Regions from separate parts of the Homo sapiens genome. Here region 1 is linked to region 2. Evidence: read pairs that join two places in POLR2A ChIA-PET (ENCODE). Cell type or tissue: OCI-LY7. All regions are shown on one strand. Each heading gives the region's core, and the rest is flanking DNA. Links, peaks and the distances in the headings are about the cores only.

The links. Peaks named below come from ENCODE experiments on the same cell type or tissue, not always from the same donor. Only the 100,000 strongest peaks of a DNase experiment are listed, where the experiment ranks them.
Region 1: POLR2A ChIA-PET joins it to region 2 with 76 read pairs; 17 of 35 experiments call an interaction of 5 or more read pairs at or near these places.

The regions. Positions count from the first base shown.
Region 1 is chr20:5,590,662-5,599,029 of GRCh38, reverse strand. It overlaps GPCPD1 (glycerophosphocholine phosphodiesterase 1), which reads left to right. Exons shown (of 20, transcript NM_019593.5): 3 at 209-305; 4 at 5,619-5,703. Among named protein-coding and RNA genes, the nearest start is that of GPCPD1, 16 kb to the left of the region's middle. RefSeq lists a silencer at 5,513-5,807. In OCI-LY7, for the core only: no CTCF peak of the experiment used is centred there; DNase peaks (open chromatin) are centred at 2,039, 4,679, 5,311 and 5,669; H3K4me3 peaks cover 6,235 bases; H3K27ac peaks cover 8,000 bases.
Region 2 is chr20:5,640,477-5,648,844 of GRCh38, reverse strand. No RefSeq gene overlaps it. Among named protein-coding and RNA genes, the nearest start is that of GPCPD1, 34 kb to the right of the region's middle. RefSeq lists enhancers at 1,193-1,332, 1,853-1,902. In OCI-LY7, for the core only: a CTCF peak has its summit at 3,360; DNase peaks (open chromatin) are centred at 697, 1,234, 1,984, 3,224 and 2 weaker places; H3K4me3 peaks cover 2,620 bases; H3K27ac peaks cover 7,093 bases.

The DNA.
Region 1 (8,368 bases), core at 211-8,210, 50 kb after region 2:
TCTGGCTTTGGTTCTAGAAAGGTGAGTCGAGTTAATTGGCAGGTGTTAGTGAGTGGTAGGTACCTGGGCCCAAACCTATATCTAGTGAGGCTCTTTCATCTCTGCTAAAGGGGGCAGCATATCTGGTTGAACTAATGCAAACTTCCCTGCTTATCCCACTGTGACTGATTGTTCTGTTTCTCTGTGACTGATTGTTCTGTTTCTTTAGGAGAAGTTTTTGCGATATGTGGAAGCTGTGATGCTTTGGGAAACTGGAATCCTCAAAATGCTGTGGCTCTTCTTCCAGAGAATGACACAGGTGAAAGGTGAGTATGGAAATGTGAGGTTACAGAATAACTGTGACATTAACCTTATGATGTTAGGGGCTTTTAAGATATCTTGGTATTTTTTCTTTTAGTTATAATTTTTATCAACATTATCACGTTGCATAGTTTTATGAGTGAAATAATTTTACAAAATTTGTGTGGGAAAAACAGGTTCCTCTCTTACTGTTAATCCCTGCCTCTCAACCACTTTCATTTCTTTTTTTTTTTTTAGATGTATTTTTTATTTTTACAACTCAGGATAATTGAATATACTTTTAATTCTTGACTGGTTCTTTAGGTACTTACCACCATAATTAGTTAGACAGGGTCTCACTCTGTTACCCAGGCTGGAGTACAGTGGTGTGATCCTAGCTCAATGCAGCCTTGAACTCCTGGGCTGAAGCGATCCTTGCGCCTCAGCCTCCTGAGTAGCTGTGACTATAGGCACCCATGACCATGCCTTGTTAATTGTGGTTGTTTTTTTGTTTTTTGTTTTTGGTGTGGAGATGGCATTACTTTTTTGTTTGTTTGTTTTTTGGGGTTTTTTTTGGCACAAAGGTGGTGTCTGGTTATGTTGCCCAGGCTGATCTCAAATTCCTGGACTTGAGATCCTCCCACCTTGCTTTCTTATTTGAAGAAACATTTTAAGGCATTAACATTTGTCTGGTCACTATATATTATTTTCTTCTTTTTAATTTTTTCTGATTTCTTTTTTTAATGGTAAGTACATATTCTTGATAAGAGATCTAATTTTTGTATTTGCCTATAAAAGTATTTCCTTGAAGTATGTGGTGTTAAAAGGAGCAGAGAGTGGAACACATACTTAGATAGCTTAGCTAATATGAAGAAATGTATTCACTAGTGGCATTGAATCCATCAGTAAACTTAGTATGGGCACAGTGGATGGAGAAAGGTAAATCTGGGTGTCAGCCACTCTTCTGCAGTTAAGTGTGAACTTGGGCGGCTGATGTCTGTAGGCCTCAGTTACCTCATCTGCATGATAAAAAGGGGTTAGCATAGATGAGTGGATGTCAGCAGAGGTGGCACTTACCCCACTGTGGATAGTTGGAAGTGTTATAGGTTTTCCTAAATAGCATACAAGTATATCCAGTGCCCGATTAGGTGATTGCTAAGGCTCTATTTTCCTGTAGAGCAGCATGTCTTAAAATGTGGCCTGTGCACCAGTACCAGTCCAAAAGACTTTTAAAAAAATCAATCCATGATGTGAGAAATACAAAAACTGAGAGCAAGCATTTAGAAATGTGTATAGCAGTTTGACTCCATGCATGTCACTGTGGACACATCTCATTGAACTGGGTATGTAGATCAGAATATTGGTCACCAGACAGGTTGAGTAAAGCAAACAAAAAATGCTGGTCATTCACAGCAAATAGTTTGAGGAGCACTGGTGGTAAAGCAACGGAAAATAACAAAGGAAAGTAAAAAAATAACAGTAATGTAAGCTAGGAGAAAGAAAATTAAAAAACACAGAACTCCCTTTTTTCTAGTTTGTCACTAGTATGACATATTTTCTCAGCCAATTCTCAGCTCTCCTTATAAGAGTTCTGTTGGTAAATAGTATTACTTTAATAGTATATATTCTTTACTAGTCTTTCACAGACTAGTATTTCCTTCAAGTGGCTATTTTTTCTTCGATTTTCAGATCAGCCACTCTGGTCTGAAGTGAAACCTCATATCTTTCTGAACTTGTCTCTAAAACACACCCCTGCCTGTCCTAAGTCAGTTTCAGCCAACTTGGTCAAAAAGATGTGAACAGGATAAGACACTTAACAATTTTAAGAGGACCAGTTGTTCATATGTTGTGCATGTACAATGAAATAGAATTGATTCACAGGTAGCAGATAAACAGTGTTTCACAGGGAGAAGGGAGTAGATACACAGGAATCCATGTGCCTTTAGACAATATTCGTGAGTTTTAAAATTGTGTTTCTTTGGAATTTTAATGTGCTCTGCATCTAAGTCTGCTGTGCCCCTGTCTTTCAGGGAGCGTCTTAAGCTTTCTCTTACCAGCTCTCCCTACCCACAGGCTCATGGCAGCTAGAGCTCTCCTGGAATTTTTTTCTGCTTAGAGAAAACTTGAAGGTCATGGTATTGTTTCCTAATACTGCTGAAGATGTGGGTCACTTGTGGTTTCATTTGCCCTCCTTGTAGATTTTATGGTATTTTGGGAAAGGATATAAGGGCAATTCAGAATTAGGCAGCTGCACTAAACCACCATATGACTACCCGTCTTTCCTGGTTTTGATTTAATTTCATCAGATTATTTTGTCTTTAGTTCACCAAATAGTTCTGATTCTTTTTTTAAAATTTTTTAGACAGGGTCTCATTCTGTCACACAGGCTGGAGTGCGATGACACGATTTCGGTTCACTCTAACCTCAAACTCCTGGGCTCCGGTGATCTTCCTGCCTCAGCCTCTCGAGTAGCTAGGTGTACACCATCATGCCCAGCTCATTAAAATTTTTTTATAGAGATGAGGTTTCACTGTGTTGAGACCTAGGCTGTTTGTGAACTCCTGGCTCAAGCTGCCCTCCCGCCTCAGCCTCCCAGCGTGCTGGGTATAAGCCACTATGCCTGGGTTCTGGTTCATTCTTAAATTTGCCACATTTGCTTAGACAAGTGGAGTAAAAAGACTCACTGCTTTGCCTTCTTCATCTCTTGTTTTCATTTAGTGGTTCTTTACCAGGGATCGCATTAGAATCACTTGGGAGGACTTGAAAAAAAATACACATACCTAGATCCTGCTCCTGGAGATTGAGAAATAATGGCTGAGGGAGAGGCGGCAGCACGTTTTTCACAGCTTATTAGTAATTCTACTCTGCACTAGTGGGGCTAGTTTCACATGCTCCAACTGGCTGTTTTGGAGATGAGGTAGTACTGGGAATTTGTCCCCCCCCCTTTTTTTCTTTTTGGGGTAGCAGAAATGGCAACTTTCTATTCTTAATTGGAAGAGTCCACCTGGAAACCTCTGTTGAAAAGGATTCTGAGGCTTATTGGGGAAAAATAGGGAACATGTGTCAAGCATTTGCTATTCTTTTTTTGTTTTTGTTTTTGTTTTTGTTTTGAGATGGAATCTCACTCTGTCACCCAGGCTGGAGTACAGTGGCGCGATCTGGGCTCACTGCAACCTCAGCCTCCCAGGTTCAAGTGATTCGCCTGCCTCAGCCTCCTGAGTAGCTGGGATTACAGGCTTGTGCCATCTCGCCTGGCTAATTTTTATATTTTTTGTAGAAATGTGGTTTCATAATGTTGGTCAGGCTGGTCTTGAACTCCTGACCTCATGATCCGCCCACCTCAGCCTCCCAAAGAGTTGGGATTACAGGCGTGAGCCACCACGCCTGGCAGCATTTGCTATTCTTGCTTTAAAGCAGTGATTTTTACTTATTTATTATTTATTTATTTTTTATTATTATACTTTAAGTTCTAGGGTACATGTGCAGAACGTGCAGGTTTGTTACATATATATACATGTTCCATGTTGGTTTGTTTAAAGCAGTGATTTTTAAAAATGTACATACCTTAATTAAAAAATACTTTATTGCTAAAAAATGATACAATCATTTGAGCCTTTAGTGAATTGCAATCTTTTTGCTGGTGGAGAGTTTTGTCTCAATGTTGATGGCTGCTAACTGATCAGAGTCGTGGTTGCTGAAGGTTGAAGGACAGTGTCAATTTCTTAAAATAAGACAGTGAAGTTTACTACATTGATTAACTGTTCCTTTCATGAAAGATTTTTCTGTAGCATGCAATCACCATAACAGATATAATAATAACAAAAAAGTTTGAAACATTATGAGATTTGCCAAACTGTGACATAGACACGAAGTAAGCACATGTTGTTGGGAAAATGGCACTGATAGACTTGCTCGACTCAAGTTTGCCACAGACCTTCAATTTGTAAAAAACACAGTATCTGTGAAGTATAATAAAGTGCAATACAATGAGCTATATCTGTATTTATTTTAGGAGCTAAGCTTGTATCAGAGTAAGGACAATGCCCTAAAACCTGTCTTAGCAGAGCCAGGTAGGGCTAAACTACTCATGCTGAATTAACGTTTGGTTAATGGTCTATGACAGGGGTTCTCAAAGTGTTTATAAAAGTTACCTGGAGGCGGCCGGGCCTGGTGGCTCATGCCTGTAATCCCAGCACTTTGGGAGGCCGAGGCGGTTGGATCATGAGGTCAGGAGATCGAAACCATCCTGGCTAATGCGGTGAAACCCGTCTCTACTAAAAATAAAAAAACAAAGTTAGCCAGGCGTGGTGGCGGGTGCCTGTAGTCCCAGCTACTGGGGACGCTGAGGTGGGAGAATAGCATGAACCCGGGAGGCGGAGCTTGCAGTGAGCTGAGATCGCGCCACTGCACTTCACTCTGGGTGACAGAGCAAGACTCCGTCTCAAAAAAAAAAAAGTTACCTGGAGGCTTGTTAAAATACAGGTTACTGGGCCCCCACCCCCAGAGTTCCTAATTCAATAAGTCTGGGTAGGGCCTGAGAATTTGCATTTCTAAGAAGCTCCCAGCTACTAATGATGGTCTGGGACCATGCTGTGGATAGCACTAGTTTATTATTTGAAGCTAAAACTCAGTTACAGTAATGAATTGTAGTGAATTCTTGACCTTAAGGCAGCTGTTGAGTCAAATCTTTAGTTTCTGTTAGAATAACATAGTTCAGAGAAAGACATTGGCCTGAAACAAGATACAGGTTCTGACTGCTTGTCTGAGGAATAGCCAGAGCCTGGGTAGGACAGCTTAGAATAACGGATAGTCAAGAATAGGAGTGTAACTCATGTTTATCTCTCATTTGTGACACAAAAGCTGCGACCCAAAGTCTCTTATCAGCCATGTAACATCCCTCGCTAAGTGGGAAGTCACAGAAGATTCTGACTCTGGCTTCCACTTTTGTACAACTTGAATTTTCTGTTTGGAAACTTATCCTGGCTCTTTATATGGCTGGTTCCTTCTCATCATTTAGACCTGAGCTCAGACAGCGCTTCCTCATTAAAACCTTCCTTCCTTTTAAAAGCCTCCTCCAGAACTTCGTTCTGTCTATCTTCTTTGGTTATTTTTCTGTCTACCCACACAGCAAAGGAAGCTCTTTGAAGATAAGGCTCTTTCTGCAGTATATACCCCTGTGTTCCCATTGCCTGCTACAGAGTAGGCCTGTAAAATTTTGTGTAGGAATAAATAAGTGATATTGGTCATACGTTTTATTTGAGGAGTTTTGTGAATTAAGAAGTCTTTATGCACTGTAGTTTGATATTGATGCTGCTGCTTTTAATTTTCTTTCTTCACAGCATGCTATGGAAAGCAACCATTGTACTCAGTAGAGGAGTATCAGTTCAGTATCGCTACTTCAAAGGGTACTTTTTAGAACCAAAGGTATGTTTTCTTTATCTAGTTTCCAATTCCTTTAGCACTTCCTTCAAAAGCAACTCACTTAAGTTTGAACACGTTCAAAGTAAAATGCATTTGCTTTGGTCAAATAAGGAATAGAACTCTTGATTAATAAAATTTACCAAAACCAAGGAAGTAGCCACTTCAGAGGCAGATGATGTCTGCCATGGAATTTTAAAAAGACATAGTAAGTATGTTCTGCAGTATTCTTATGAAATTGGTTTTAATGTGTTCTCTGTAAGTGTGCATTTTCGGTAACTTTTGTAAACTAGTTAGGAACCACTTGCAGAGCTTTTACTTTTGGTTTTGTTTTTTAATCCTTATGTGATGTAAATACATTTAGAGAAGTATATAGCCTGTTTTAAGTGAGTAATTAAAAAAATTATTTCACAGCAGCCATCTCTTAGTGGCTGTGTTAACTCTGATCAAAATTTAATTGATTCCTTTTAGATTTTTTCAAAGATGTTATTGATAAGACCCCTATCTTTTCTGGAGGCCTTTGGCATATCTATTCTAAATTTGCCTGTTCACAATTCATTATTTTGGGATTGTTTTCATATTCAGAAAAGAAAAAAAGTTAATCATTTTCCTTTTATTCTAAAGATACTTATTTGCTGAAAGGATTCTTTTCCTTCAGACTTTTACATTTGACACCCTTGGGCTGCATATGAACAAGGGTTTAGGCAGGGGTCTAGGATACAAATCATGGATTAGCTCTTGTTAAAAAATGTATTTCCTTTGGGAGTCATTAAGTGTTTTTGTTACGTGTGAAAAATGCAAGCAGCCACTGTTACCTCGTGCTCTTAGCCACCATTATACAAAGAAAAGAGACAAAATGACAAAAAATGACAAACCCACTTTAGCTGTCTTTTGCACCTATTACGTTTCTTGTTCCAAGAATATTTTGTGAATACACAGTAATTGAACTTAAATTACATTGTGGTTGATCATTGTGTTGGCTTTTCTTGACAATAGTTTCACTTTAACTTAAGAAAAGGGCATCTCATTTATTTGGCATGGGGTTATGCATCATGGTAAAGTTCTTTAGTATAACTTAAGCAATTGTGTGTAGATACATAGGTCATAGATATGGAAAGTTTACCTGAGGATCCTGGTATATGAAATTTAGCTTTGTAATATGTGAAACCAACTAAATTTTACTTAGGGGAGTTTGGATGAGAAAGATGATAATGAGTTCTTTGGGCATAGTTTTCTAAAGTAAGACTATTGTCAACACAGGTCAAATTAAGCCAACCTAAGTATTTATCCTCTTCATTGAAAATGTTACCAAAAGCAGCAGATCAGTCCAAAATACCTTTTGAAAAAATTGGCAAGAAGTCTGCTTAACAGTAAAAACAAGTTTTTCTCCTTGTAATACTTGCAAAAGTTTACAGTATGTGTTGGTGAGTGTGTTTCTTTAAGTAGGTGCTCTGTATCGTGTACACATGTACCGTGTGATGCAGGGGCTGCCATGGTAAGTATGTTTTTCATGGAATCGAGTAAATAGCTACATAAAATCCCATGCATATGGCTACAGTTTTTTTCTCCACATGCCAGCTTAATGTGACACTTTAAAAAAGTTGGTGGCGCTTTTTAAATAAAACATTTTTAATAGAAGTATTATGAAACTTTGTCTAGTTGTACATTGTCAAATAATAGAAGTAATGTGCAAGGCATCTTAAATTGTGAAATGATGTAAATTATTGGAATACATAATGTTACGAATATAAAGAATGATAGGAAAACAAATAATGAAAGCATTAAAAAGCTGAAATGGGAGAAAGGTTAATTTTACTGTGTTGAAAGTTTTAGGAGGTAATCTACCCAGGCAGTTTTGGAACCAAAGCTAAAAGTTTTGCGATTATGGACAAGCCAGTTGACCTTTAGGCTTTAGCCTCCTCATCTATAAAACAAAAGGTTTGAACTACAGATTTTTAGATCCTTTCATTGCAAAATTTTATTGAGTAAATGAAATTTTACCATTCATTTTTCTTCCATGCACTGCTTTTTCTGGCATATTCCTTTTAGTTTAGAAGAGTCCTGAAATCGTTTTTCTCAGTTTTTCACAATGACGTGTTCTCTTTGTGAATTAAGATAAGGTGTTAATGTGTTACATTTTAAAATAATTTCACAGATGACAAAACAAAATAGTATCTTATTTGAACATAGCACACAAAAGTAGTGAGTATTCCTGGAATGAAAACATTGGTATGAATCTGCAGGTAGTCCACTGATGTCACATCTTCACCAAAGATACTTTCTGAATTAACATGTAATTTCAACTTTTTTTTTTCTGTATCCACCCCTCTTTGCTTGTGGGTAGAATTAGGGATGTTTCCTCATAGTCAAATGTTAGCCAGTTTTTCATTGTATCCTTTGAAATTTTTCCTTCATTTTTGTAGAAATACATCTTTATTTTTCAGCACATATCTATGTTTCTAACTTTCATAGCTGCTAACATTCACTCATAATTAGATTCATTACAAACTATCTTATTTTGACCTCGATCTCCCTTGAGTTTTAAGTCCTTCCTTTAACAAGACAATCAGTCACCTGCGATAGATAATTATTTTCAGAATAGTCTAGTTTGTCATTTTGTACAATAGTTTATTAGTATCTAAAATTCTTCTGAATAGTAAATACTGTCAGG
Region 2 (8,368 bases), core at 34-8,033:
CCTGTAGTCCCAGCTGCTTGGGAGGCTGAGGTAGGAAAATTGCTCGAACCCGGGAGGTGGAGGTTACAGTGAGCTGAGATAGCACCACTGCACTCCAGCTTGGGTGACAGAACAAGACTCCATCTCAAAGAAAATAATAATAATAATAATAATAATAATAATAATAATAGTAATAATAGAAGTGATAGGTTTTTGTTTGTTTTTGTTTTTAGACAAGAACTTACTTTGTTGCCCAGGTTGGAGTGCAGAGGTGCCATCTCAGCTCGCTGCAACTTCTGCCTCCTGGGTTCAAGCAGTTATCGTGCCTCAGCCTCCCGAGTACCTGGAATTACAGGCGCACGCCACCACACCCGGCTACTTTTTATATTTTTGGTTGAGATGGGCTTTCACCATGTTGGCCAGGCTGGCCTCAAACTCCTGGCCTCAAGTCATCTGCCCACCTCGGCCTCCCAAAGTGCTGGGATTACAGACATGAGCCACTGCATCCAGCCTAGATTTTTTTCTTTTTTAAGTGAGAATGTTGGAGGAGGTGATCCCTCAGGTCTCTTCCAGCTCTGAGATATTTTGTTTTGTTTTGTGTCTTGCTTTACTTTCTGGAAGTGACAGTGTTTGAAGGAGGCCCATGCCTGTGGGACCAAATTAAACAGAGCTCAGAGCTGGCCAATCTGTCTGACTCATTGAGAACAGAAGCACACACCCTGTTAGCATTTGTTGAGCAATGAAGACAGAGTTGCGTCTTGTGTCTCCTGTCTCATAGCATTTCTTAAGTTCTTTCAGAATTTCACCAGACACTGAATTCGAGATAGAGCTGATGTCGTTTTTTTTCTTTTTTTTTTTTTGAGATGGAGTTTCGCTCTTGTTGCCCAGGCTGGAGTGCAGTGGCGCCATGTCGGCACACTGAAATCTCCTCATCCCGGCCGGGTTCAAGCAATTCTCCTGCCTCAGCCTCCCAAGTAGCTGGGACTACAGGCACCCGCCACCACACCCGGCTAATTTTTTGTATTTTTAGTAGAGACGGGGTTTCACCATGTTGGCCAGGATGGTCTCAAACTCTTGACCTCAGGTGATCCACCCGCCTTGGTCTCCCAAAGTGCTGGGATTACAGCATGAGCCACTGCACCTGGCCAGAGCTGGTGTAATTTTCTACATAGAAGTTAAACTGGGTAACTCAGTTCAGAGCCCAGTACGAACAACCCCTTTAGAAGCAGCCAATCTGGAGGCAATATAGGTCATAAAAAAAAGAAAAATAGAAGCAGCCAAGAAAATGGCCTTAGCAGCTACAGCATGCTTGGACAGTTTAGGGAAATCTCTTAGCCCAGTCATGATTCTTATGGTTAAAACAACGACAGCAACAAAAATATTTCTCTTGATATTCTTTTAAAAGTTTTCACTGAGTCCTGAATAGAGACTGTATTAAAGTGGCATGAGAAAATGCAAAAGCATTTCAGCTCTACCTCAAGCTTTCTTCCTTATAGAAACAAATATAAACAAACAACTAACCACATTTCCTCCTCAACGTTTCCTCAGGGACAGATGAGCCTGGGAATTTTGCCCTTTATGGTATCTAGTGACTCACTTTTCTTTTTTTTTGAGATGGAGTCTCGCTCTGTCGCCCAGGCTGGAGTGCAGTGGCATGATCTCTGCTCACTACAAGCTCCACCTCCCGGGTTCACGCCATTCTCGTGCCTCAGCCTCCCGAGTGGCTGGGACTACAGGTGCCCACCACCATGCCCAGCTAATTTTTGTATTTTTAGTAGAGATGGGGTTTCACCATCTTGGCCAGGCTGGTCTTGAACTCCTGACCTTGTGATCCACCCACATCAGCCTCTGGACATGCTGGGATTACAGGTGTGTGCCGTCGCACCCAGCTGCACTTAATTTTTAATTTAACTTTATTATTTTTTTGAGACAGGGTCTCAGTCTGTCACCCAGTCTGGAGTGCAGTTGCATAATCACGGTTCGCTCGACTTCCTGGGCTTAGGTGATCCCCCCACCTCTGCGTCTTGAGTAGCTGGGACTACAGGTGCATGCCACCACACCTGGCTAATTTTTCTATTTTTGTAGAGATGGGGTTTCATCATGTTGCCCAGGCTGATCTCAAACTTCTGGGCTCAAGCAATCTGCCCACCTTGCCTTCCCAACTTGCTGGATTACAAGTGTCAGGCACTGTGCCCGGCCTCCAACATTTATAAAAGTCATAAATCACCTTTGTTGAGTTATAGATCTAGAAATTTTAGCTCACAAAGGAGCCTATATTCTTTGTGGTATCAAGTGACTCACTTTCTTTTTCTTTTTCTTTTTTTTTTTTTTTGAGATGGAGTTTCACTCTTGTTGCCCAGGCTGGGGCTGGAGTGCAGTGGCGCCATGTCGGCTCACTGCAACCTCCTCATCCCGGGCTCAAGCGATTCTCCTGCCTCAGCCTCCCAGCTACTCGGGAGGCTAAGCAGGAGAATCGCTTGAACCCAAGAAGTGGAGGTTGCAGTGAGCTGAGATCATGCCATTGCACTCCAGCCTGGGCAACAAGAGCGAAACTCCGTTTCAAAAAAAAAAAAAAAAAAATTAGCTGGGCATAGTGGCACGTGCCTGTAATCCCAGCTACTAGGGAGGCTGAGTCAGGAGACTTGCTTGAACCTGGGAGGCAGAGGTTGCAGTGAGCCGAGATTGTGCCACTGAACTCCAGCCTGCGCGACAGAGCGAGACTTCGTCTCAAAAAATAAAATAAAATAAAATAAAAATGCTGGAAAGCAGGAGCTTCAGTAAGTTTAATTCTCCGAAAACTTGCTGGTGATTTGTATGCCATACTTAGTGATTTATTAACAAAACAGAAGAGAAGCTGTTCAAGTTGTTAGAAGAGAATTCAAATTCCTGAGTAGGTTTTACCCAAATAAGTGACAACTTCAATCACATAATTATTGGGTGATCTGTTGTCAGCTCCGTGCATATGACCTAAGTTTTCACCTTAGAAACAAAAGGGAGAAGTTGTACTTTACAGGGTATGTTTTCTACATGTGGATAGTGTCAATGAAAAAAAATTTGAAAGTGCTGGAGCCCATTCTGGAGTTTCATGCATGCACTCATATAGCATTTGAGTTGAGTTCAAACCCTTTTTCACTCTACCAAGGTCCATCTCATGGGACTTTGGTCTTAGAGGAGGAATAAAAAGAGAACAACAATGAGCTCTAATATAAAACACAGGAAATGAGACTCGTGAGAAAGTTATTCTCGTCTTTACGTGTTCGGTTGAATGCCGCTGTGTCATGTAGGGCCAAGATTGCAGCAAAACAGGATCTGGGTCATTACACACTTTCCACTGAAGGGGGTCTCAAGAGTATCCTCATTTTGGGTTTGAGATGCCGATTCACCTTATCAGTATTTACTTTTTAAAAACTAGTTGGGTTTTTTTGAGACAGAGTCTCACTCTGTCACACAGGCTGGAGTGCAGTGGCACAATCTTGGCTCACTGCAGCCTCAACTTCCCAGGTTCAAGTGATCCTCCCACCTCAGCCTCCCAAGTAGCTGGGACTATAGGTGTGTACCCCCATGCTCAGTTAGCCTTTCAATTTTTAGATATGGGTGGAATTGGGTATGACTGGTCATATCCAGCAGGATGCCCAGTTAGGAGAGAAGCAGTTTGTTGTTTATGTGGTGTTTGATTTGTCTAAAATCTAACAAGTTCCTAAAAAGTCTTTCTGTTTCCTCATTTGTGGAAAAATTGGGTTGGCATTATGACTGTGGGAATAACTGTGAGGACTGAGGGGAAGAAGGAGCTAAAAAGAGAATAAAGGAAACAAAGAAGCTTACTTCAGATAGGATGGTCAGAAAGTCTGCTTTAGTGGACAATAATTAAGCTAAGGCCCAGAGGAAGAGACAAAGCTAGCATGGGAAGAGTAGGGGAAGAGCTTCTAGGATGAAGGAACAGTATAGCAAAGACCTCTAGGCTGGACAGGACTGGCATTGTGTGCCAAAGACAGAGTGGCATGAAATGAGCTTGCACTTGGGAGGATGGGTAGAAGCCAGGTCCTGTAGCAGTTTAGAGGACACTACAAGTTTATTTTTATTTATTTATTTATTTTGAGATGGAGTCTTGCTCTGTCATCCAGGCTGGAGTGCAGTGGCGCGATCTCAACTCACCCCAACCTCTGCCTCCTGGGTTCAAGTGATTCTCCTGCCTCAGCCTCCCAAGTAGCTGGGATTACAGGTGCCTGCCACTATGCCTGGCTAATTTTTGTATTTTTAGTAGAGACAGGTTTCGCCATGTTGGCCAGGCTGGTCTCCAACTCCTGACCTCAGGTGATTGGCCTGCCTTGGCCTCCCAGAGTGCTGGGATTACAGGTGTAAGCCACTGTGCCAGGCCTAAGTTTATATTTAGTTCTAAGTGTAGTGGGAATCCAATGAAGGATGTTGCATAGACTGTGAGTGATCTGATTTTTATTTTTTAAGATAGACCTATTTTCTGGGTAGAGAATGGGTTGGATAGGGCAAGGAGATGGGGTGGTAATGGAGAGGGTAAGGAGGTGGGGTGGTAATGGAGGTGGACAAGTTTGAAATGGCTTTGGATACAGAATGAACAAGACTTGTGATGAATTGGATGTAGAGAGTGGGGAGAAAAAATGAATCCAGATATAATGAAATTTCCTACTAGTGTGGTTAAATAGGAGGTGGTGCTACCTACAAGACAAGTAAGGCCTACTGTGGGAGAACAGGTTTGGGAAGGGAGGAACCAAGGCGATACATTGTGCTGTCTATGAATTTCCTGGTTGGAATATTAAGAAGGCAGGTGAATTATAACAGTCTGAAGTTCCAGGAAGAGATCAGGGCTGGAGATATAAATGTTGATAATGCTGGTATCAAGATGGCATTAAAGCCATGGGATTGGATAAAATCATTCAGAAAGAGAACAGAGGAGCTCCAGTAGTGCAATTGCTTAAAGTGCAGTACTTATATGACAGAAAGCACAGAAAGAGCAGAGATGTGGCTGGGTGTGGCGGCTCACGCCTGTAATCCCAGTATTTTGGGAGACCAAGGCGAGTGGATCACCTGAAGTCAGGATTCCGAGACCAGCCTGGCCAATGTGGTGAAACCCCATCTCTACTAAAAATACCAAAACTAGCGGGGAGTAGTGGCACATGCCTGTAATCCCAGCTACTTGGGAGGCAGGATAGTGCGGAGGTTGCAGTGAGCCGAGACCCTGCCATTGCACTCCAGCCTGACTCCACCTCAAAAAAAAAGAAAAGAAAAAGAGAAGACACGCAATGATTAAGATTCTCAGCTTTATTATTATTATTCTCTTTTTATTAAAAAGTAGAGATGGGAGCCATGCGCGGTGGTTCACACCTGTAATCCCAGCACTTTGGGAGGCTAAGGCAGACAGATCACTTGAGGTCAGGGGTTGGAGACCAGGCTAGTCAACATGGTGAAACTTCGTCTTTATTAAAATGCAAAAATTAGCCAGCCACGGTGGCAGGCACCTGTAATCCCAGCTGCTCAGGAGGCTGAGGCAGGAGAATCTCTTGAAACCGGGAGGCGGAGGTTGCAGTGAGCTGAGATCATGCCACTGCACTCTAGCCTGGGTGACAGAGTGAAACTCCCTCTCAAAAAAATAAATAAATAAATAAAAGTTGAGATGGGGGTCTCACTATACTGGCCAGTCTGGTCTTGAACTCCTGTCTTCAAGTGATTTTCCCACCTCAACCTCCCAAAGTTCTGAGATTACATGCATGAGCCACTGTGCCTGACCAGGATCCTTAACATTTAGAGGTTGGATAATGGAGGAAGACCTTAAATAGATGGCCAGGGAGATGACAAACAAGGAGAAAATGGCATCCCTGAAACTAGAAGGAAAGTATTTTCAGAAACAGTGAGTGGTCAATTGAGTCAATGTTGCTTAGAGATCAGAAAACACAAAACAGAAAAATGTCCAGTGGGTTAGGCAACATGGAGTCCTTGTTGGCCATAATGAAAGCAGGTTCAGTGAAGTGGTGGTTGGGGCAAAAGCCAAGCCAGAGGGAAGTAGATGGCAGGCAGAGGGCATTCTTCCAAGAAATTTGGCCCAGATGAAAGTAGTTTAAAAAACCCTTTGCTTCTTCTCTGTGTGTTGTGAAAGAACAAAGCTCTAAGGTTATTGTCTTATTGCAGTCTGGTTTTCCCTTCCTGTTTTGATTGCAAAGTTCACTTTGCTTCAATTTTCAATTAACAGTAACTGGAAAATCATCTCCTTTCATCACAGCGTGAAACCTGCACAGCATTGTCCTGTAAAGCAACTACTAATTACATTGGCACAAGTAAACTTCCTGAAAGACTGTGTCCTTGTTGAATAAAGATATCATTCAAGCGACCCTGATTTCTTCTTAGAAGCTAAAAATATCTTTCCATCTTCTTAAAACCAATTAATTATTCAGGAGAAATATTCTCCTTCTAGTCTGGCCAAGAGATTGAAAATGACCTTTTAAGGGCAAGGGCAGCTTGTCTCCTTCTGTTAGTGCAAAAATAACATTGAAAGAGGAAAAATGGGTCTGTCATTCTCACTTCTGTTTTCCCTCCTCTTCTGCAACACGTGTCAAGGACAACCAGGTCTCAAGAACTTCATCTCTATTCCCAGCTCTGGGACTCAAATTAGTGCTTGAGTTTTCCTTAAAATGATCCTGGCTCCAATATTACATACCTCCTTTGTTTCCTCTTTTTTTTTTTAGATGGAGTCTCGCTCAGTTGCCCAGGCTGGAGCACAGTCAGCGCACTGCAACCTCCGCCTCCCAGGTTCAAGCGATTCTTCTGCCTCAGCCTCCTGAGTAGCTAGGATTATGGGTGCACACTACCACTCCTGGCTAATTTTTATATTTTTAGTAGAGACTGGGTTTCACCATGTTGGCCAGGCTGGTCTTGAATTCTTGAGCTCCCGTGATCTGCCTGCCTTGGCCTCCCAAAGTGCTGGGATTACAGGCGTGAGCCACCGCACCCAGCCTCCTCACCTTTTTAAAATTAATTTTTAAAATTTTCTGTAGAGATGGGTTGTTACCATGTTGCCCAGGCTGGTCTCGAACTCCTAGACTGAAGTGACTCTTTTGCCTCAGCCTCCCAAAGTGCTGGGATTACAGGCATGAGCCACCACGCTTAGCCTGTCTCTTCTTTTCTCCCCTCAATATTAGCTTTCCCTTGGCCCAGTCTCCCACCACCTCCTGGTGTTCATACCCTTTCTCATTGAATAGGACTGACCTATGTGACCAATGGGATATTACAGAAATGACAGAGGATGGCTTCTGAGGCTAGCTCACACAAAAACATTGCAGCCTGATCCTTGTTCTCTCTTGGATTGCTTACTCTGAGGAAGGCTGCCATCATATCATGAGAACAGTAAAGCAGTCCCTCATAGGGAGGCTCTGAAGGTTCCGGCTAATAACCAGCACTATGTGAGCAAGCCCTCTTGGAAGTAAATCTGCCAGCCCCAGGCAAGCCTTCAGATAACTACAACCCCAGCTGACATCTTGTCTGCAGCCTCCCAAGAAACCCCAAACCAGAACCACTCAGCTAAACTGCTTCTAGTCTTCTGACCCACAGAAACTGCAATATAAAATGTTTATTGTTTCAAGCCACTAAGTTTGGGGTGAATTGTTATATGGCAATAGATAAATAATACATCGCTGGGATTAAATGACTGGGAACAGCTTCATGACCTCCGGGAAGGAAAGGTTCACATATATTAAAGAGGATTGTTTTAAATTCAGGTATGTAATTGAGGAATTTTAGAAAACAGAAAACATGGGGTGAAGGATCCAAGGCAGGGGGTAAGGAGAGGAGACAGTTTTTCTGTGCATATGCATGTTTTGAGATGCAGGAAAGAGCAGAAGGGGCCGGGTGCAGTGGCTCACGCCTGTAATCCCAGCACTTTGGCAGCCTGAGGAGGGTGGATCACCTGACGTCAGGAGTTCAAGACCAGCCTGGCCAACATGACAAAACCCTGTCTCTACTAAAAATACAAAAATCAGCAGGGTGTGGTGGTGGGCACCTGTAGTCCCAGCTACTCAGGAGGCCAAGGCAGGAGAATTGCTTGAACCAGGAGGTGGAAGTTGCAGTGAGCCAAATTGCACCACTGCACTCCAGCCTGGGCAACAGAGTGAGACTCTGTCTGAAGAAAAAAAAAAAAAAAGGCCGGCCATGGTGGCTCACGCCTATAATCCCAGCACTTTGGGAGGTTGAGGCAGACAGATCACTTGAGGTCAGGGGTTCAAGACCAGCCTGGCCAACATGGTGAAACCCCGTCTCTACTAAAAATACAAAAATTAGCCAGGCTTGGTTGGTGGGCACCTGTAACCCTAGCTACTTGGGAGGCTGAGGCAGGAGAATCACTTGAACCCAGCAGGCAGAGGTTGCAGTA